2 separate regions of the Homo sapiens genome follow, and region 2 is linked to region 1. The links are chromatin loops, found by intact Hi-C in ENCODE. Cell type or tissue: OCI-LY7. All regions are shown on one strand. Each heading gives the region's core, and the rest is flanking DNA. Links, peaks and the distances in the headings are about the cores only. Region 1 overlaps EP300-AS1 (EP300 antisense RNA 1). Region 2 has its middle 7.6 kb from the start of RBX1.

Region 1 (11,174 bases), core at 1,388-9,387:
AGGCTGAGGCAGGAGAATGGCGTGAACCCAGGAGGCGGAGCTTGCAGTGAGCCGAGATCGCGCCACTGCACTCCAGCACTCCAGCCTGGGTGACAGAACAAGACTCTGTCTCAAAAAAAAAAAAAAAAAAAGAATAAAGCTGGAGGCCAGGCACGGTGGCTCACGCCTGTAATCCCAGCACTTTGTAGGGCAGAGGCGGGCAGATCACTTGAGGTCATGAGTTCGAGACCAGCCTGGCCAACATGGTGAAACCCCGTCTCTACTAAAAATTTAAAAATTACCATAGTGATGGGGCCTGTAATCCGAGCTACTCAGATGGCTGAGGTGGGAGAATCACTTGAGCCTGGGACACAGAGGTTGCAGTGAGCTGGATCGCACCATTGCATGCCTGCCTGGGCAATAGAGTAAGCCTCCATCTCAAAAATAAATAAAGTTGGACCCCTACCTTATACCAAATATAAAAATTTACTCAAAATGGATCATAGACCAAAACATAAACACTAAAATATTAAAATCACAGAAGAAAATATAAGTATAGGCCAGGCACAGTGGCTCATGCCTGTAATCCCAGCACTTTGGGAGGCTGAGATGGATGAATCACGTGAGGTCAGGAGTTAGAGACCAGCCTGGCCAATGTGGTGAAACCCCATCTTTACTAAAAATACAAAAATTAGCTGGGCGTGGTGGTGGGCACTTGTAATCCCAGCTACTTGAGAGGCTGAGGCAGGAGAATCGCTTGAACCCGGGGGGCAGAGGTTGCAGTGAGCCATGATCGCTCTATTGCACTCCAGCCTGGGTGACAAGAGTGAAACTCCATCTAAGAAAGAAAGAAAAAAAAAGAAAATATAGTTATAAATTTTCATGATCTTGGAATAGGCAATGGTTTCTTAGATATAACACCTAAAAAGCACAAGCAACCAAAGAAAAAACAAATTAGACCTCAAAACTTTCATGCATCAGAGGACATGACCAAAGAAGTAAAAAGATATACAGAATGGGAGCATATATTTGCAGATCACATATTTCTGTATCTAGACTATACTTAAAAATTTCGGCCGGGCACAGTGGCTCATGCCTGTAATCCCAGCATTTTGGGAAGCTGAGGCGGGCAGATCACCTGAGGTCAGGAGTTTGAGACCAGCCTGGCTAACATGGTGAAACCCCTGTCTCAACTAAAAAAAAAAAAAAAATTAGCCAGGCACAGTGGCAGGTGCCTGTAATCCCAGCTACTCAGGAAACTGAGGCAGCAGAATTGCTTAAACCCGGGAGGCAAAGGTTGCAGTGAGCCAATATCGCGCCATTGTACTCCAGCCTGGGTGACAAGAGCATGACTCAGTATCAAAAAAAAAAAAAAAAAAAAGGCCAGGCACGGTGGCTCACGCCTGTAATCCCAGCACTTTGGGATCACGAGGTCAGGAGATCGAGACCATCCTGGCTAACATGGTGAAAACCCGTCTGTATTAAAAATACAAAAAATTAGCCAGGCGTGGTGGCAGGCGCCTGTAGTCCCAGCTACTCAGGAGGCTGAGGCAGGAAAATGGTGTGAACCCGGGAGGTGGAGCTTGCATGAGCAGAGATCTCGCCACTGCACTCCAGCCTGGGGGACAGAGCAAGACTCCACCTCAAAAAAAAAAAAAAAAAAAAAAAAAAAGAAAAACAAACTTACTCTCAACAATTAAAAAAGGAGTAATATAGTTTTTTAAATGGGCAAAGGATTTTAGTAGATATTTCTCCAAAGAACATATACAAATGGCCAATAAGCACACCAAAAGATGCTCAAAACCGTTAGTCATTAGGGAAATGCAGGTCAAACCAAAATGAGATACTGCTTCACACCCACTCAGATGGCAGTAGTCCAAAGGACAATACCAAGTATTGGCTAGAATAGGGAGAAACTAGAACCCTCATACACTGCTAGTGATCATGGAAAATGGAAAACAGTCTAGCAGTTCCTCTAAAAAGTTCAACAGAGTTGGCCGGGCGCGGTGGCTCACGCCTGTAATCCCAGCACTTTGGGAGGCCGAGGCAGGCAGATCGCGAGGTCAAGAGATCGAGACCATCCCGACCAACATGGTGAAACCCCATCTCTACTAAAAATACAAAAATTTTAGCTGGGTGCGGTGGCACACGCCTATAGTCCCAGCTACTCGGGAGACTTAGGCAGAGAATTGCTTGAACCCGGGAGGCGGAGGTTGCAGTGAGCTGAGATTGTGCCACTCCACTCCAGCCTGGCAACAGAGCAAGACTCCGTCTCAAAAAAAAAAAGAAAAAAAAAAAGTTCAACAGAGTTACCATAGGACCCAGCAATTCTCCTGAGTATACACCCAAGAGAACTGAAAACATATGTTCACACAAAAACACATACACAAATGTTCATCAAAAGTATAAGCAATTCAGGCCAGGTGCGGTGGCTCACCCCTGTAATCCCAGCACTTTGGGAGTCTGAGGCGGACGGATCATTTGAGGTCAGGAGTTCAAGACCAGCCTGGCCAACATGGCGAAACCCCGTCTGCACTATAAATACAAAATTAGCCCAACATGGTGGCACTCGCCTGTAGTCCCAGCTACTCGGGAGGCTGAGGCACAAGAATCGCTTGAACCCGGGAGAGGGAGGTTGCAGTGAGCCGAGATCGCAGCAGTGCACTCCAGCCTGGATGACAGAGTGAGATTCCCTCTCAAAAAATTAAAATAAATATAGATATGTATCAAAAATAAAATACATTTAACATACCACTTAGCAATCTCATGTCTAGATATTTACCCAAGAGAAATAAAAACATATGTCCACACAAAGACCCTCATGTGACTGTTGATAGCATTTGATAGCATTATTAAAAATAGCCAAACGATAGGAACCACTGGAATACCTAACAGCTACTAACAGCGTAAACAATCGTGATACATTCAAACAATGCATTATCACCCAGCAATCAAAAGGAACAAAGAGCAAATAAACAACATGAATGAATCTGAAAGCGTTATGCTAAATGAAAAGAGCCAGATTTGCTGGGTGCAGTGCCTCACACCTGTAATCCCAGCACTGTGGGAGGCCGAGCCAGGAGGATCGCTTGAGACCAGGAGTTTGACTCCAGCCTGGGCAACATAGTGACACTTGTCTCTACAAAAATAAAATAAAATAAAATGAGTAATCATAACTAGCCAAAAAAAAAAAAAAAAAAGAAAAAAAAAAGCCAGATGCAAAAGAGTAAATCCCATATGGATTTCGAGAAAAGACAATAAAGGAAAGCAGTGGTTTCGAGGGGGAAGTAGTTGGGAAAGGGCAAGAGGCACAAAGGAGCTTTTTGGGGTGATGGAAGTGATGGTGGTGCTTTCACAACTGTGTACGTCTGTCAAAACTCATTGATTTAAAAAAGATGGATTTATTGTATATAAATTATATCTCAATAAATTTGAATGCCACAATGAGACACCAGTCATACTCACAAAAAAGGCTAAAACAAAATGTTGGACAATACCAAATGTTAGTAATGATATAAAGCAATGGAAACTCTCATCTAATTCTGGTAGAATGTAAAAATAGTGAAACTATTTTGGAAAAAAGTTTGGCCATTTCTTTTTTTTTTTTTTAAGGCAAAGTTTTGCTTTTGTTGCCCAGGCTGGAGTGCAATGGCGTGATTTCAGCTCACTGCAACCTCCACCTCCCAGATTCAAGCGATTTTCCTGCTTCAGCCTCCCGAGTAGCTGGGATTACAGGTATGCATCACCATGCCTGGCTAATTTTGTATTTTTAGTAGAGATGGGGTTTCTCCATGTTGGTCAGGCTAGTCTCGAACTCCTGACCTCAGGTGATCTGCCCGCCTCGGCCTCCCAAATTGCTGGGATTACAGGCGTGAGCCATGGCACCCAGCCTTTTTTTTTTTTTTTTTTTTTTTTTTTGAGATGGAGTCTTGCTCTGTCGCCCAGGCTGAAGTATGCAGTGGTGTGATCTCGGCTCACTGCAACCTGTGCCTCCCAGGTTCAAGCAATTCTCCTGCCTCAGCCTCCCCAGTAGCTGGTACTATAGGCACAAGCCACCATGCCTGGCTAATTTTTGTATTTTTAGTAGAGATGAGGTTTCACCATGTTGGCCAGACTGGGCTCGAACTCCTGACCTCAGGTGATCCACCTGCCTCAGCCTCCCAAAGTGCTGGGATTATAGGTATGAGCCACTGCATCCTGCTGGCCATTTTTTTTTTCTTTTTTTTTTAAGATGGAGTCTCATCAGTTTTCCATTGGTCTACAGACCATTCTGCCTTGGATGCCTTTGCTTCCTGCTGCTCGCTGAGAAGCTTCATCAGGAGGCCTGTTCGTGACATGAGCTTGGCACAGGTCCCTTGCACATGTGTTTCTGAACATTCCATTTTCAAGGTCCAGATAACATGAGACATGAACCTTCTCACATCCTCATTGGGGATGAGGGACCATAGCTGCTGGGTTAGCTGAATTTCAAACTGATCACCTGGGGACGAGAGCAATGGGTAATTGAAGCTTTTGGGCTTGGGGGACAGGTCAGTGCCCATGCTGTTGTATTCCCATTTTGTCTCAGTTTGTTTAACAGTTTGCTCTAAGTTGAATGCAGTCCCAGTGGAATCTGCCTCAGGAGGATGATTGTAGTTTGTGTTTTCAGAGATGGTGCCTTTTGGCATAATAATGTTTTCCATAAAAACGATTTCTTCAAAGGCAAAAAAAAAAAAAAAAAAGAAAAAAGAAAAAAAGATGGAGTCTCGCTCTTGTTGCCCAAGCTGGAGTGCAATGGCGCGATCTCGGCTCACTGCAACCTCCGCCTCCCGGGTTCAAGCGATTCTCCTGCCTCAGCCCCCCAAGTAGCTGGGATTATAGGTGCCTGCCACCATGCTGGGCTAATTTTTATATTTTTAGTAGAGATGGGGTTTTGCCATGTTGGCCAGGTTAGTCCCAAACTCCTGACCTCAGGTGATCTGCCCACCTCAGCCTCCCAAAGTGCTGGGATTACAGGCATGAGCCACCGCGCCCTGCTGGCCATTTCTTATATAGTTACTCATTCATTTTCCCTATGTCCCAGCAATTCTACTTCTGGTATTTATTCAAGAAAATAAAAATATTTGTCCACAAAAAGGATGTTTACAGCAGGATTATTCCCCGTAGCTAAAACTGGAAACAGCTCAAATGTCCATCAACAGATGAATGGATAAACAAATTGGTACAATGGAATACTGCACAGCAGCAAAAATGAATGATTATAATATGTGCATCGACATAACTAAATCTGAAAGACATTATGCTGTGTGAAGGAGAACTCAAAAGAGTACATGCTGCATGATTCTATTTATATGAAGTTCTAGAGCATATAGAACTAAGTTATGATTATAGAAATCATAATGGTAAAATATGTTGCAAAAATATTAAATACAATTTACACTTCTATATTTTAAAAATTAAGCTGAAACAGGGATTAAGTTAGTATTCAAAATACATGCCATCAGATCCAGTACACCTGCAAGGACAGGGTCACAGATTTGACTTTTAGCTTCTTAGCCACGGAAGGAAAGCGTTCAAAACAATCAGTTATATGATTGTATCCAAAAGATGGGTGTGGGGGCGGAATCAGCTATTGGCCGGGCACAGTGGCTCATGCCTGTAATCCCAGCACTTTGGGAGGCCGAGGTGGGAGGATCACTTGAGCTCAGAAGTTCAAGACAAGCCTGAGCAACACAGCGAGACCCCATCTCTACAACAAATTTTTTTTCTTTTATTATTTATTTTATTTCTTTATTTTTTGAGATGAAGTTTCGCCCTTGTCACCCAGGCTGGAGTGCAGTGGCTCGATCTCGGCTCACTGCAACCTCTGCCTCCCAGGTTCAAGCGATTTTCCTGCCTCAGCCTCCCGAGTAGCTAGGATTATCAGCACATGCCATGTCCGGCTAATTTTTTGTATTTTTGGTAGAGAGAGGGTTTCGCCATGTTGGCCAGCCTGGTCTGGAATTCCTGACCTCAGGTGATCCGCCTGCCTCAGCCTCACAAAGTGCTGGGATTACAGGCATAAGCCACTGCACCCAGCCAAAAAAATTTTTTTTTTAATTAGCCCAGCCTGGTGGTGCAGGCCTGCAGTCCCAGCTACTCGGGAGGGTGAAGCAGGAGGATCACTTGAGACCAGGAGGTCAAGGTTACATGAGCTATTATTGCACCACTGTACTCCAACCTGAGCAACAGAGTGAGACCTTGTCTCTTTAAAAAAAAAAAAAAAAAGAACAAAAATAACAAGTATTTTTTACATTTTGGAATTGAGATATGAGAGAAATTCCCACACTGCACCACAGTTGAGGTAGTGGACAACCAAGTTCAGTCTACACACATTCCACTTGGCTGTTGCTTAAAAGGTCTTGTGATGTAACAACAAAGTAAACTTCAGTTGAAGCACCTTTATGAGAGGCAATGACACATGAATCGGACCCCACTGAAACCAGTAATAGGGATAAATGGACATGCTGTTAGGGTATAAGACAGCCAAAAAATTTTCTCTCAGGATAGACATTACAGCCCTAATAACACACTTGATTCTTTGCTTTAGCCTAATAAGGAAAGCAGATTTCCAATCAGTGAGAGGAGTTCCCCTCCGCCAGCGATTTGGGAAACTGTTGGGAGTTGTGGTGGTAGCAGAACACAGGAGCAAGCCACTCAGGAGCTGGACAAGGGTGGTAGCAGTGGGGATGCAGAAAGGGGACATACTGGAGATGTGTTTTGTGGTGAGAAGTAGTTCAGATTCAGAACTTGCTCACAGATTTGCAAGTAGGAGAAAGTGAAATCAAGGCTAATAGTTCCTAGGTTTTTGTTTATAATTTGGTTTTCTCTTGTGATTACATTCTTTCACTTCACAGTTTTTATTGAGAGCCTGCTAAATGCCATGTTACATTCACGGTGCCTGATTACAGAGGTGGAGAAGATAAGGACCTGCTCTCGCTTGATTAAGAGCACGGATGCTGAAGCTAGTCTGCTTGGATTCAAATCCCAGCTCTGGGCTGAACATGCTGGCTAATGCCTATAATTCCAACACTATGGGAGGTAAAGGTGAGAGGATCACTTGAGCCCAGGAGTTCAAGAGCAACCTGGGCAACATAGTGAGACTGTCTATACAAAAAAAAAAAAGAAAAAGAAAAAGAAAAATTAACTGGGCATGGTGGCACATGCCCATAGTCCCAGCTAGTGGGGAAGCTAAGGTGGGAGGATGGCTTGAGCCCTGGAGGTCAAGGCTGTAGTGAGCAATGAATGATCTTACCACTGCACTCCAGCCTGGGTAATAGAGTGAGACCCCGTTTCAAAATATAAAAAATAAAAAATCCCAGCTCTGCCACTAACTAACTGTATGACCATGTGCAAGTTACTTAACCTACCAAGACTCAGTCTCCTCATCTGTAAAATGGGCATAATAAAAGTAGCCACCTTCTAGAGTAATAGGCCCGATTCTAAATGCCTAACAAGATTAAACATTAGCCAGGTGCGGGCTCCCACCTGTAATCCCAACAATTTAGGAGGCCAAGGCGAAAGCATTACCTGAGCCTAGGAGTTTGAGACCAGCCTGGGCAACATGTCAAGGCCCTGTCTCTACAAAAAATACAAAAAACTAGCCAGGCATGGTGGTGCACACCTCTGGTCCCAGCTACTTGGGAGGCTGAGGTGGGAGGATCACTTGAGCCCGGGAAGTGGGGGTTGACATATTCCAGCCTGGGCAACAGAGCAAGACCCTGTCTCAAAAAAAAAAGAAAGAAAAAGAAAAAGCATATTAAGTTTTAGCTATTACAATTTAAGGAGCTTTCATTCTAGTGAAGGGAAGCAGAAAATAAACTAGCACTAAATATTAGGTTATGGTAAGTTCAAAGAAGAACATTTAAAAAGGAGATATAGAGAACTTCATGAACTACTTCACTTAGGTGCTCCGGAGATGACATTTAATCTGAGACCTAAATAGCAAGGGGCCAGACATGAAAATATCTAGGAAAATAACATTCTGGAAAGAAACAATGAATGCAAACTCCCCAGGGCGAGAACAAGCTTAGCACATCCCAGGGACAGAAAAAAGGGTAACAGCCGGGCGCAGTGGCTCATGCCTGTAATCCCAGCACTTTGGGAGGTCAAGGTGGGTGGATCATTTGAGGTCAGGAGTTAGAGACCAGCCTGGCCAACATGGTGAAACCCTGTCTCTACTAAGAATACAAAAAAATGAGCCGGGCATGGTGGTGCACGCCTGTAATCTCAGCTACTCGGGAGGCTGAGGCATGAGAATCAGTTGAACCCAGGAGGTGGAGGTTGCAGTGAGCTGAGATCGCACCACTGCACTCCAGCCTGGGCAACAGAGTGAGACCCTGTCTCAAAAAAGGGAGGGAGGAAGGGAGGGAGGGAGGGAGGGAAACAAGGCTGGAATTCAATGATAGAGGAAGAAAACGATGCAAAATGAAGTTGTAAAGCAACTAGTTGACAGATCAGTAGGTCCTGATAGGTCAAGGCAAGGAATTAGATGATGATGATGATGATGGTGATGATGATGATGATGATGATGATGATTATCATTATTATTTTGTAGATGGAGTCTCGCTGTGTCTCCCAGGCTGGAGTGCAGTGGCGCAATCTCAGCTCACTGCAACTCAAGTGATCTCCTGACCTCAAGTGATCCTCCTGCCTCTGCCTCCCAAAGTGCTAGGATTACAGGCGTGAGGCACTGCGCCTGGCCTTAGGTATTATTTTAAGCGCAATGAGGGGCTAGGGGAGCACTTTAAGAGAAGGGTGGCATGATTTGTCTTACATTTTAAATAAATCAGTCAGGCTGTTGTGTGGAGAATAGGTTTTAGGGTGGCAAGAAAGGAAGCAGAAAATTAGGAAGCTATTATAGGACTGCAGGCAAGAAATGACAAGTGACTTCATCTGGGGTAGTAGGCGATGGACAGATCTGGGATGTGTCTTAGATATAGCATCGGCAAGACTTACACTTTAACCTGAGCGCAGTGGCTCACACCTGTAATCTCAGCACTTTGAGAGGCAGAGGCAGGAGGATGGCTTGAGTCCAGGAGTCTAGAGACCTGCCTGAGCAACACAGTGAGACTCTGCATTTCTTAAAAATAAAAAAAAAAAAATTAGCTGAACGTGGTGGCATGCACCTGTGGTCCCAGTTACTCAGGAGGCTGAGGCAGGAGGCTCACTTGAGCCCAAGTCAAGGCTGAAGTGAGCCATGATCACACCACTGCACTCTAGCCTGGACAACAGTGAAACCCTCAAAATAAATAAACAAACAAATAACTTCTGTCTTTCAAGTTTGTTGGGAGGATAAACAAGCTATAGGATAAGTGAAAAACACTTAGCCCCAGCACCTGACACATATCATAGGCAAAAGGGTAACAGCCGGCTTCTCTTCCCTTTCACAGTCCTATGGGGATTTTAAAAAAATAGCATCTCTTGGTATACTGTCAGTGTTTGTGGTGATGGACTACCACCTGTGTAGACCTCTCAGCATGTATTAATAAATACATTCCTCAAAAACGGACATTTGGGAGCCGGGCATGGTGGCTCACGCCTGTAATCCCAGCACTTTAGGAGGCCGAGGTGAGCAGATCACCTGAGGTCAGGAGTTCAAGACCAGCCTGGCCAACATGGTGAAACCTTGTCTCTACTAAAATACAAAAAATTAGTCTGGTGTGGTGGCGGGCGCCTGTAACTCCAGCTACGCAGGAGGCTGAGACAGGAGAATCACTTGAACCTGGGAGGCACAGTTTGCAGTGAGCTGAGATTGTGCCACCACACTTCAGCCTGGCTGACAGAGTGAATGAGACTCCGTATCTCACACACACACACACACACACACACACACACACACACACACACACATGCATTTGATAAGCACTTGCCAATTAACCTTATACATCCAGAAATAACATCACCAAATTAACTACCATTATTCTAAACATAAACAATTTTGGGTCTTTTAACTGATACTTCAAAATCCCTACTTACTTTTCTCATATTCCTTCCAATAATTTGTTAGGAGGTGGACCTGTCAATAGGAAGGACAAAAAATTATTATCACCAATACTCTCAAAGTAATCGTCACTTTGGGTAGAAACCCCAGTACACTCGGGGAATTTTCAGAATTCAATCAAGCCCATCCAACTGTCTCCAAGTTTTGACACTGCCTAAAGGACTCCTCACAGTTGGTTTAGCCCAACCCAGTAAGAAACATTTAACAAATAATTAAAAGTGCTGTGCCAGGGTGGTTGTGTTGCCGAGATACGGTTGTTGGTAGCTGGGGAGTGGCAGGCAGATCCAGCCAAGAATTGTGCCCTAAGCCAGGAGCTCTGATGATGAAATCACAGGATGTTTGAGTTTGGGGCTTGATGGTCATCCCAGGTGGTTTCCTATCGTGGAAAACATTTGATGTATAAGAGTAAGGCTCAGCCAGGCGCGGTGGCTCATGCCTGTAATCCCAGCACTTTGAGAGGCCGTGGAAGGCGGATCACCTGAGGTTGGGAGTTCAAGGCCAGCCTGACCAACACGGAGAAACCCCGTCTCTACTAAAAAAAAAAAAAAAAAAAAAAAGGCCGGGCGTGGTGGCTCATGCCTGTAATCCCAGCTACTTGAGAGGCTGAGGCACGAGAATCGTTTGAACTCGGGAGGCGGAGGTTGCAGTGAGCTGAGATTGCACCATTGCACTCCAGCCTGGGCAACAAGAGCATAACTCTGTCTCAAAAAAAAAAAAAAAGAGTAAGGCTCCACTGGGTGCGGTGGCTAACACCTGTAATCCCAACACTTTGGGAGGCCGAGGTGGGGAGATCACTTGAGGTCAGGAGTTCAAGACCAGCCTGGCCAACATGGTGAAACCCCCGTCTCTATTAAAAACACAAAAAGCAGCTGGGTGTGGTGGCTGGCGCCTGTAGTCCCAGCTACTTGGGAGGCTGAGGCAAGGAGAATTGCTTGAACCTGGGAGGCAGAGGTTTCACTGAGCCGAGATGGCGCCATTGCACTCCGGCCCTGGGCGACAGAGTGAGACTCCGTCTCAAAAAAAAAAAAAAAAAAAAAGAGTAAGGCTCTATTGCTACTCCCTGATTTAATAAACGTCTCTGGGACAAAATTTCTTCATCTGTAAAAAAGGTAAATAAAAAAAACGCTTACTTGGCAAGTTCATTGTGACGAATTATCTACGACACCGGAATGGA
Region 2 (11,174 bases), core at 1,220-9,219, 250 kb before region 1:
CACATCATACAGTGTGTAACCTTGAGGGATTGGCTTTTTTTTTTAATTCAGCAGAATTCTCTGGAGATTCCTCTTGTTGTTGCATATCAATAGTTCATTCCTTTTTATTGCAGAGTGGCATGGATTTACCAGTTTAGCCACTGAAGGATATCTGGCTATTAAGAATAAAACTGCTATAAACATTTATGCATAGGTTTTATGTAAATAGAGGTCTTCATTTCTCTGGAATACATGCCAGGAGTGCAATAGCTGGGGTTTTTTGTTTCCGTTTTGTTCTCTTTTAGAGTCAAGACCTCACTCTATCGCCCAGGCTAGAATGCAGTGGTACAATCACAGCTCAAAGGAATGCAGCCTCAAATTCCTGGGCCCAGGTGATCCTCCAGCCTCAGCCTCCGGAGTAGCTAGGACTAGGCACCTGTCACCACACTCAATGAAGTGTGTGTGTGTGTGTGTATGTGTGTGTGTGTGTGTGTGTGAGAGAGAGAGAAAGAGTTTAGAGACAGGGTGGAGAGTCTTGCTATGTTGCCAAGGCTAGTCTCAAACTCCTAGTCTCAAGCAATCCTCCCACCTCTGTCTGCTTTATTTTGTAAAAATACAAAAAATTAGCCAGGCATGGTGGCGCGGACCTGCAGTCCCAGCTACTTAGGAGGCTGAGGTGGGAGGATCGCTTGAGCCAGGGGCTGTCAAGGCTGCAGTGAGCCGTGATCATGCCACTGCACTCCAGCCAGGGCAACAAGAGTGATACCCTATCTCAAACAAAACAAAACACACTACCGCCAGGCGCAGTGGTGCATGCCTGTAATCCCAGCACTTTGGGAGGCTGAGGCAGATGGATCACCTGAGGTCAGGAGTTCGAGACCAGCCTGACCAACATGGTGAAACCCCTAATAAATCTCTACTAAATACAAAAAATTAGCCAGGTGTGGTGGCGCATGCCTGTAATCCCAGATACTTGGGAGGCTGAGGCAGGAGAATCGCTTGAACCCAGGAGGTGGAGGTTGCAGTGAGCCAAGATCACACCATTGCACTCCGTCCTGGGCAACAAAAGCAAAACTCCATCTAAAAAAAAAAAAAAAAGATACTGGAGATACTGGCAAACTTTCCAAAGTGACTGTACCATTTTGCATTTCTACCTGCAATGTATGAGTCATTCTGTTTTTCCACCTCCTCACCAGCATTTGGTGTTGTCACTGATTTTTTTTGTTTTTGGGTTTTTTTGGCCATTCTGATTGGTAGTGATATCTCGTTGTGGTTTTAATTTGCATTCTCTGATGGCTAATGGTGTTGAACATCTCTTCATCTGCTTACTTGCCATTTGTATTACATATATCCTCTCCAATGAAATCTCTTTTCCTGCCATTTGCTCATGTTCTAATTGGATTGTTTTTTGACAGCTGAATTTTAAGAATTCTTTCTTTATATATGCTACCTATTAGTGCTTTGTCAGATATGTGGTTTGCAAATTCTTTCTCCCACTTTATAGCTGTCTGTTCCTCCTCTTAACTGGCCCTTTCACAGAGCAAAAGTTTTAAATTCTAATGTTCAATTTATCGATTGTTCCACTTATAGATCATGCTATTATTGGTGCCAAGTCTAAGAATTCTGTCTGGCCCTAGATCCTGCAAATTTTCTCCTCTTTCATTCTAAGTTTTTTTTTTTTTTCTGGCTTTTTTTGCTGTTGTTTGTTTTTGAGACAGAGTCTCACTCTGTCACCCAGGCTATAGTGCAGTGGCACTATCTCGGCTCGCTGCAACCCCTGCTTCCCAGGTTCAAGCGATTCTCATGCCTCTCAGTCTCCCAAGGAGCTGGGATTACAGGCGCCCGTCACCATGCCCGGCTAATTTTTGTATTTTTAGTAGAGATCGGGTTTCTCCATGTTGGCCAGGCTGGTCTTGAACTCCTGGCCTCAAGTGATCCACCCATCTCAGCCTCCCGAGATTGTAATCTCGGGATTACTTGTAATCCAAGTGCTAGGATTACAGGCGTGAGCCACCGCGCTTGGCCTTAATTCTAAAAGTTTTATAGTTTTAGGTTTAAGTTCATGATACACGTTGAGTTAATTTTTGGATAACATGTGAGACATAGGTCAAGGGTTTTTTGTTTTGGTTTGGTTTTTGTTTGCCTACAGATGTTCAATTGCTCCAGCACCATTTGTTAAAAATGGTGTGTTTTTCCTCTACTGAATTACTTTTGTACCTCTGTCAAAATTCAGTTGGGCATATTTGAGTGAGTCTTTTTCTGGGTTCTCTATTCTGTTCCATTGGTCTATGTGTCTATCCTCCACCAACACCAGTCTTGATTACTGCAGTCGTAAAAAATAAGTCTTGAAAGCAGGTAAAGAGATTCCTCCCACTTTATTTTTCCTTTCCAAAATTGTTCTAGCTATTCTAGTTCCTTTGCCTTTTAATGTAAATTTTAGAATAGGCCCGGCTCAGTGGCTCATGCCTATAATCCCAGCACTTCGGGAGGTGGAGGCAGGCAGATCACCTGAGGTCAGGAGTTTGAGACCAGCCCGGCCAACATGGTGAAACCCCATCTCTACTAAAAAAATACAAAAATTGGCTGGGCGCGGTGGCTCACGCCTGTAATTTCAGTACTTTCGGAGGCTGAGGCGGGCAGATCACCTGAGGTAAGGAGTTTGAGACCAGCCTGACCAATATGGTGAAATCCCGTCTCTACTAAAAATACAAAAATTAGCTGGGCATGGTGGCAGGCGCCTGTAGTCCCAGGCGTGGTGGTGGGCACCTGTAGTCCCAGCTACTCAGAAGGGTGAGACAAGAGAATTGCTTGAACCTGGGAGGCAGAGGTTGCAGTGAGCCAAGATCATGCCACTGCACTCCAGCCTGGGCGACAGAATGAGACTCCGTCTCAAAAAAAAAAAAAAAAAATTAGCCAGGCGTGGTGGTAGGTGCCTGTAATCCCAGCTACTTGGGAGGCTGAGGCAGGAGAATCACTTGAACCTGGGAGGTGGAGGTTGCAGTGAACCGAGATCCCACCACTCCACTTCAGCCTGGGTGACAGAGCGAGACTCTGTCTCAAAAAAGAAAAAAATAAAATAATCATCTTGTCTATAAATAAAAAAAAAACTTACTGGGATTTTGATAGGAATTTTGTTAAACTGTATATCAATTTGGTGAAAACTGACATCTTTACAATATTGAATCTTCCAACCCATGAACACCGTATGTCTATTTATTGTAAAAAAATGTGTAGACCAGGTATGGTAGCTCATGCATGTCATCTCAGCACTTTGGGAGGCTGAGGAGCGATGATTGCTTGAGGCCAAGAGTTGGAGACCAGCCTGGGAAACTTGGTGAGACACATCTCTACAAAAAATACCAAAAAATTAGCTGGGCATGGTGACACACGCCTATAGTCCCAGCTACTCGGAATGCTGAAGGAAGAGGATTGCTTGAGCCCAGGAGTCCAAGGTTGCAGGGAGCTGAGATCACACCACTGCACTCCAGACTGGGCAACAAAGGGAGCTTGTGTCTCAAAAATATACATATATTTTTTATTTCTCTTATCAGTGTTGTGTAGTTTTCAGCACACAAGTCTGAAGTATGTTTTGTTAGATTTACACCTAACTATTTCACTTTTTGGATGATTAGAAGTGGCATATTCCTTTCAATTTCAGTGTCCACATATTCTTAGCTAGTATATACAAATACAATTGATTTTGGTATGTTTATCATGTATTCTGTAACCTTGCTGAACTCATTTAGTTGTAAGAGTTTTGCTAGATTCCTTGAGATTTTCTACATAAACCATGTGTCATCTAAAAATGGGACAGTTTTATTTCCTCCTTTCCAACCTGTATGCCTTTTACTTCCCTTTTTTTTTTTTTGAGACAGAGTCTCAATCTGCCACCCAGGCTGGAGTGCAATGGTGCGATCTGGGCTCACTGCAACCTCCGGCTCCCTGGTTCAAGCGATTCTCCTGCCTCAGCCTCCCGAGTAGCTGGGATTACAGGTGTACACCACCACATCTGGCTAATTTTTGTATTTTTGGTAGAGACGGGGTTTCACCATGTTGGCCAGGCTGGTCTGGAACTCCTGATCTCAGGTGATCCACCCGCCTCAGCCTCCCAAAGTGCTAGGATTACAGGCGTAAGCCACTGCGCCTGGCTACTTCCTTTTTTTTTTTTTTTTTTTTTTTTGGTCTTGTCCCACTGGCTAGAAGTTCTAGTGCTATAATAAATAACAGTGAAAGAGTGATGAGGCCTTTCTTGCCTTGTTCCCAATTTTAGGAGAAAGTATTCAGCATTTCACCATTAAGTACACTTGTCCCTTGATGTCCATGGGGGATTGGCTCCAGGATCCCCCACGTATACCAAAATCCCAGGATCTTCAAGTCCCTGAGATAAAATGGTGTAGTATTTGCATATAACCTAGGCATACCTTCCTGCATCCTTTAAATTATCTCTAGATTACTTATAATACAATGTAAATGCTATGTAAATAGTTGACGTACCATATAGTCTAGATAGGAAATAATGACAAGGAAAAAAAGGCTGTACATGTTCAGTACAAACACAACATCCTTATTGGGTTTTTTCCCCCAAGTATTTTTGATCCCTTGTTGGTTGAATCCACAGATACAGAGGACCAGAGGTATAACATCGGCGGGTTTTTGTACCTGCTCCTTATCACATTGAAGAAGTTCCCCTTCTACTTCTGTTTTTCTGAGAATTTATATCATGAATGGATGTTTAATTTTGCAAATGTTTTGTGTGCACCTATTGATATAATCATGTGATTTTTCTTCTTGAGCCCATTAATATGGAAGAATCCATTGATTTATTTTGAAATATTGAACCAGCCTTGCATCCCTGGAAAAAACCCCACTTGGCCATGGTGAATAATCATTTTTATATTTGCTAATATTTTGTCCCATTAACAAAAATTTTAAAAATGTTTGTAGCTATCATTTGCTAATATTTTGTTGCGGATTTTTGTGTGTATATTCATGACAGTTATTATTTCTGTAGTTTTCTTTTTTGTACTCTGTCTGGTTTTGTTATCAGAGTAAAACTAGCTTCATAAAATTATAGATGATCCTCAACTTTTTGTTTTTTCCTTTGAGACAAGTTCTGGGTCTGCCCAGGCTGGAGTGCAGTAGCACGATCTCAGCTCACTACAGTTTCCACCTCCCATGCTCACGCTTGTAATACCAGCACTTTGGGAGGCCAAGGCAGGTGTATCACTTAAGGTCAGTAGTTCGACACCAGCCTGGGCAACATGGCAAAACCCCGCCTCTACTAAAAATACAAAAATTAGCCAGGCATGGTGGCATGTGCCTGCAGTCCCAGCTACTCAGGAGACTGAGGCACAAGAATCACTTGAAGCCGGGAGGCAGAGTTTGCAGTGAGCCGAGATCACACCACTGCACTCCAGCCAGGGCAACAGAGTGAGATTCTGTCTCAAAAAAAAAAAAAAAAGTTATAGGGCTATTCAAATTATTTCATCTTGGATGACTTGTGGTAACTTGTTTTTGAGGAAGTGATCAATTTTGCCTAAGTCATTAGATTTTTTTTTCTTTTTTTTTTGAAACAGGGTCTCACTCTGTTACCCAGCTGTAGTGCAGTGGTGCAATCATGGCTCACTGCAGCCTCGACCTCCTAGGCTCAAGAGATCCTCCCACCTCAGCCTCCCATGTAGCTGAGACCACAGGTGTGTGGCACCATGCTGGGCTAATTTTTTTTTATTTTTTGTGAGGCAGGGTCTCACTATGTTGCCCAGACCAGTCAACTCCTATGTTCAAGCAATCCTCCCACTTCGGCCTCCCAAAGTGCTGGGATTACAGGTGTGGGCCACTGCACCTGGCTTGGACTTATCTATTTCTACTTTTAGGTCTGTCAGTTTTCACTTCACATGTTTTGCAGTGCTGTTTTTTAGTGCATACATATTTAGGATTGCTATGTCTTCTTAGTGGATTGACTCTTTTAGCATCGTATAATGTCCCGCTCTTTCTACGTTAATTTTCTTTGCTCCAAAGTCCACTTTAGTTTATTTTAGTATAGTCACTCTTGCTTTCCTTTGATGAATGCTTGTATGACACAACTTTTTTCATCCTTTTACTTGCAACTTGCCTATATCATATCTGTAGTGAATTTGTTGCAGATAACATACAACTGGTTTTTTTTAAAATCCACTCTGCCAATTTCTTTTAATTGGCATATTTAGACCATCTGCATTTAATGCAATTGTTGATATGTTAGGGCTGAAGTCTGTCATTTTATTTTTTTCTATTTTTCTAATCAGCTTCCTCAGGTTGAAGTGATTATTTTATTTTTGAGACAAGGTATCACTCTATCACTTACACTAGAGTATAGTGCCGAAATCGCAGCTCACGGCAGTCTTGACATTGGTGGGCTCAAGTCATCCTCCTGCCTCAGCCTCCCAAGTAGTTAAGAATACAGTTGTGCACCACCACACTCATGTTTGTGTGTGTGTGTCTGTGTGTGTGTGTGTGTGTGTGTGTGTGTGTATTGTTTGTAGAGATGAGGTCTCATTATGTTGCCAAGGCTGGTCTCGAACTCCTGGGCTCAAGGGATCCTCTTGCCTTGGCCTCCCAAAGTGCTGGGATTACAGATGCGAGCCAGCGTGCCCCACCTCATTTTATTTTTTGTTTTCTGCTTGTTCTCTGTTTTTCTGCCTTTCTGTGTTAAACATTTTTTACAATTCCATTTTATCTATAGTGTTTCTCTTCTGAGTGTGTCTCTTTGTATAGCTTTTTAAGTGATGGCTCATATATACATGACTTATGACAGTCTACTAATGTCATCATTTTACCAGTTTGAGAGAAATATAAAAACCTTACCTCCCTCTGTGTCCCTTCACCATTCCCAGTTTATACGATAATTGTTTGAAATATTTTCTCCATATAGATTTAGGACTATATTAGATAATGCTATAATTTTTTTTTTTGGAGACAGAGTCTCGCTCTGTCACCCAGGCTGGAGTGCAGTGGCACAATCTCAGCACATTGCAACCTCTGCCTCTCGGGTACCTGGGATTATAGGCATGTGCCACTATGCAAAGCTAATTTTTTTTTTTTTTTTTTTTTTTTTAGCAGAGACGGGGTTTCACCTTGTTGGCCAGGATGGTCTCGAATTCCTTTTTTTTTTTTTTTTTTTTTGAGACGGAGTCTCGCTCTGTCACCCAGGCTAGAGTGCAGTGGTGCGATCTCAGCTCACTGCAAGCTCTGCCTCCCGGGTTCACGCCATTCTCCTGCCTCAGCCTCCCGAGTAGCTGGGACTACAGGTGCCCGCCACCACACTCAGCTAATTTTTTTGTATTTTTAGTAGAGATGGGGTTTCATCGTGTTAGCCAGGATGGTCTCGATCTCCTGACCTCGTGATCCACCCGCCTCGGCCTCCCAAAGTGCTGGGATTACAGGCGTGAGCCACCGCGCCCGGCCTCGAATTCCTGACCTCAGGTGATCTGCCTGCCTTGGCCTCCCAAGGTGCTGGGATTACAGGCATGAGCCACTGCGCCCGACCTAAAGTAAAAATTATAGCATTCCCAGCACTTTGGGAGGCCGAGGTGGGCAGATCATGAGGTCAAGAGATTGAGACCATCTTGGCTAACACAGTGAAACCCCATCTCTACTAAAAATACAAAAAATTAGCCAGGCGTGGTGTCAAGTACCTGTAGTCCCAGCTTCTTGGGAGGCTGAGGCATGAGAATTGCTTGAACCCGGGAGGTGGAGGTTGTAGTGAGCCGAGATGGCCCCACTGCACTCCAGCCTGGGCAGCAGAGCAAGACTCTGTCTCCAAAATGAATTTTTACTTCAACTGTCATACATAATTTAGAAAACTCAAAAGGATAAGAAAAGCTTATTGCATTTGCCCATATTTTTACTTTCGTGTTTGTTTTTTCTAATTTTCCAAGGTCCTTGTTTTATTGTTTTCTTTCTTTTTAGAGAACTTCCATTAGCCCTTTCTTGGGGAAGGCCTACTGGTGACAAATTCTCTTAGTTTTCCTTCTGAGAATGTCTTGATTCCCCCTTGATTCCTGAAGGACATTTTCACTACATATAGCATTCTGAGTTGACAGGTGTTTTTTTGTATTCGCTTTTTGCATGAAAAACATTTTGCCACTTCTGCTGGCTTCTGTGGTTTGCAGTGAGAAATCTGCCATTCAAATGATTTTTCGTCTTTAGGTAAGGTGTTTTCTCTGGCTGCTGTCAAGATTTCTTCTCTCTTTAGTTTTCAGAAGTTTAATTGTGATGTGTTGTGGCATGGATTTCTATGGGTGTATTCTGTGTAGTGTTTGCTCAGCTTCTTGAATCTATAGATTTTTCTTGCCAAAGTTGGCAAGTATCCAGCCATTATTTTACCCATTACCTTTTCAACCTGGCCCTCTTTATTCTCTCCTCCTGGAACCCTGAGGACAGAAATAGTAGATCTTTTGTAGTATTTCCACAGGTCCACAGGCTCTGTTTTTAATTTTGTTTTCAGTCTATTTTTATTTTCTCTTTCTTGTTCAGATCAGGTAATTTCTATTGTTTTTTTGTTTGTTTGTTTGTTTTTTGGAGACAGTCTCACTCCATTGCCCAAGCTAGATTGCAGTGGTGCGATCTCAGCTCACTGCAACATCCATCTCCCAGGTTCAAGTGATTTTCCTGCCTCAGCCTCCTGAGTAGCTGGGAATACAGGCACGCACCACCACACCTGGCTAATTTTTTGTACTTTTAGTAGGGACAGGGTTTCACCATGTTGCCCAGGCTGGTCTCGAACTCCCGAGCTCAGACAATCCACCTGCCTCAGCTTCCCAAAGTGCTGGGATTAGAGGTGTGAGCCACCACGCCCAGCCTTATTTCTACTGTTCTATCCTCCAGTTCAGTTATTTTTTTTTCTTCTGTCACTTCCATGTCTTTTTTTCCTCCCAGCTTCTGTTGGGAAAAATGTCACTTCCATTCTGTTATTGATCCCATCCACTGAGAGTTTTTAAATTCAGTTATTTGCATTTTTCAGTTCTAAGACTTTTGTTCTTTTTTTTTTTTTTTGAGACAGAGTCTTTCTCTGTTGCCCAGGTTGGAGTGCAGTGGCACGATCTCAGCTCACTGCAACCTCTGCCTCCTGGGTTCAAGCGATTCTCCTGCCTCAGCCTCCCAAGTAGCTGGGATTACAGGCGCGAACCACGACACCTGGCTAATTTTTTATATTTTTGGTAGAGATGAGGTTTCACCATGTTGGTCAGGCTGGTCTTGAACTCCTGACCTCAAGTGATCTGCCCGCTTTGGCCTTCCAAAGTGCTGGGATTACAGGCGCAAGCCACCCTTCCTGGAGGATACCTGAACTAAAAATACAAAAACTTACCCAGGCGTTGGTGGCGGGTGCCTATAATCCCAGCTACAGGAGAGGCTGCAGAAGGAGAATCGCTTGAATCCAGGAGTTGGAGGCTGCAGTGAGCTGAGATTACACCACTGCACTCCAGCCTGGGCAAGAGAGCAAGACCATACAAAAGAAAAAAAATAATAACCTTCAATGCCTTCCCATAAGATCTGTAATAAAATCCCTGCATGCTCTGGCCCCTGCCTGCCTCTCTGACATCTCTTACTACTTTCTGCTTGCTCAGTAAGCTCCAAATTTATTTACTCAACACATAATGAGCACATACAATGTACCAGTTTTTGTTACCAATAAACAAATCAAAATTCCCTTTTCTTGCTGAGGACATACAAAAAACAATAATCCTAATACACAAGTAAATGTCAAAATATGTTTGTTTGTTAGGAGATAGGGTCTTGCTCTGTCACTCAGGCTGGAGTGCAGTGGTGCAATTTCAGCTCACTGCAGCCTCGAATTCCCAGGTTCAAGGGATTCTCCCACCTCCTTAGCTTCCTGAGTAGCTGGGACCACATGCCCAACTTAGAAAAAATATGTTAGAAGGTACATGTAAATTGGATGGGGAAGTAGATCATGTAGGACCATTTAAAGGACTTCAGCTTAAATGTCACTCTTCACAGAAGTCTTATTTAATCACCCAATTTACTGTTGCCTCCTTCTCCCCTCAATCTCATTACCTTGTTTTCTTCACAACACTTATTGATACCTGAGACTGTTTTTTTTTTTTTGAGACAGAGTTTCACTCTGTCACTCAGGCTGGAGTGCAATGGCACAATCTTGGCTCACTGCAACTGTCACGTCCCGGGTTCAAGCAATTCTCCTGCCTCAGCCTCCCAAGTAGCTGGGATTACAGGTGCAAGCCACCACACCCGGCTAAATTTTGTATTTTGAGTAGAGATGGGGTTTTGCCATGTTGGCTGGGCTGGTCTTGAACTCCTGACCTCAGGTAATCCACCCACCTCGGCCTCCCAAAGTGCTGGGATTACAGGCATGAGCCACCATGCCCGGCCAGAGACTTTTTTCAATGCAGCATTTTTTACTAATTTATTATGAGATAGGGTCTCGCTCTGTCACCCAGGCTGGTATGCAGTGGCGCCATCTCAGCTCACTGCAACCTCCATGTATGGGCTCAGGTAATCCTCCCCCCTCAGCCTCCAGAGTAGCTGGGACTAAAGGCATGTGCCACCACGCCTAGCTTACTTTTGTATTTTTTGTAGAGACGTTTCACCATGTTGGCCAGGCTGGTCTGGAATTCCTGGACTCAAGTGATCCGGCTGCCTTGGCCTCCCAAAGTGCTGGGATTACAGACCTAAGCCACCCCGCCTGGCGGATACGTGAAACTTTTTTTTTTTTTTTTGAGATAAACTCTCACTTTGTTGCCCAGGCTGGAGGCACGATCTTGGCTCACTGCTACCTCCACCTCCCGGGTTCAATCCATTCTCCTGCCTCAGCCTCCTGAGTAGCTGGGACTACAGGTACCCGCCACCACGCCCGGCTAATTTTTTTGTATTTTTAGTAGAGACAGGGTTTCACCATGTTGGCCAGGCTGGTCTCTAACTCCTGACCTTAGGTGATTCTCCCACCTCGGCCTCCCAAAGTGCTGGGATTACAGGCTAGAGCCACCTCGACTGGCCCTGAGACTTCTTGATGTATTTATTTGTTGACTTGCATATTATTCCCTAACTAGGGGTTTATTTGACTCTGTTATTATGTCTCTTCTGTTTAAAACAGAACCTGGTAAATATCAATACTTTTATTGAATGATTGATAAATATGTCTTCAAGACCTTAATTTACAATGGGTTTCTAGTATTCCTGTC

What was found. A loop is a pair of places that touch in the nucleus more often than their neighbours do. Peaks named below come from ENCODE experiments on the same cell type or tissue, not always from the same donor. Only the 100,000 strongest peaks of a DNase experiment are listed, where the experiment ranks them.
Region 2: it touches region 1 in a loop (1.9-fold over the local background); 9 of 110 quality-filtered maps call a loop at or near these places.

Annotation. Positions count from the first base shown.
Region 1 is chr22:41,185,507-41,196,680 of GRCh38, forward strand. EP300-AS1 (EP300 antisense RNA 1) reads right to left here. Exons shown (of 3, transcript NR_110514.1): 2 at 9,976-10,015; 3 at 1-817. It also overlaps the pseudogene LRRC37A14P and the pseudogene LOC646927. Among named protein-coding and RNA genes, the nearest start is that of EP300-AS1, 6.4 kb to the right of the region's middle. In OCI-LY7, for the core only: a CTCF peak has its summit at 5,037 (motif pointing left); no DNase peak of the experiment used is centred there.
Region 2 is chr22:40,938,207-40,949,380 of GRCh38, forward strand. No RefSeq gene overlaps it. Among named protein-coding and RNA genes, the nearest start is that of RBX1, 7.6 kb to the right of the region's middle. In OCI-LY7, for the core only: no CTCF peak of the experiment used is centred there; a DNase peak (open chromatin) is centred at 5,505.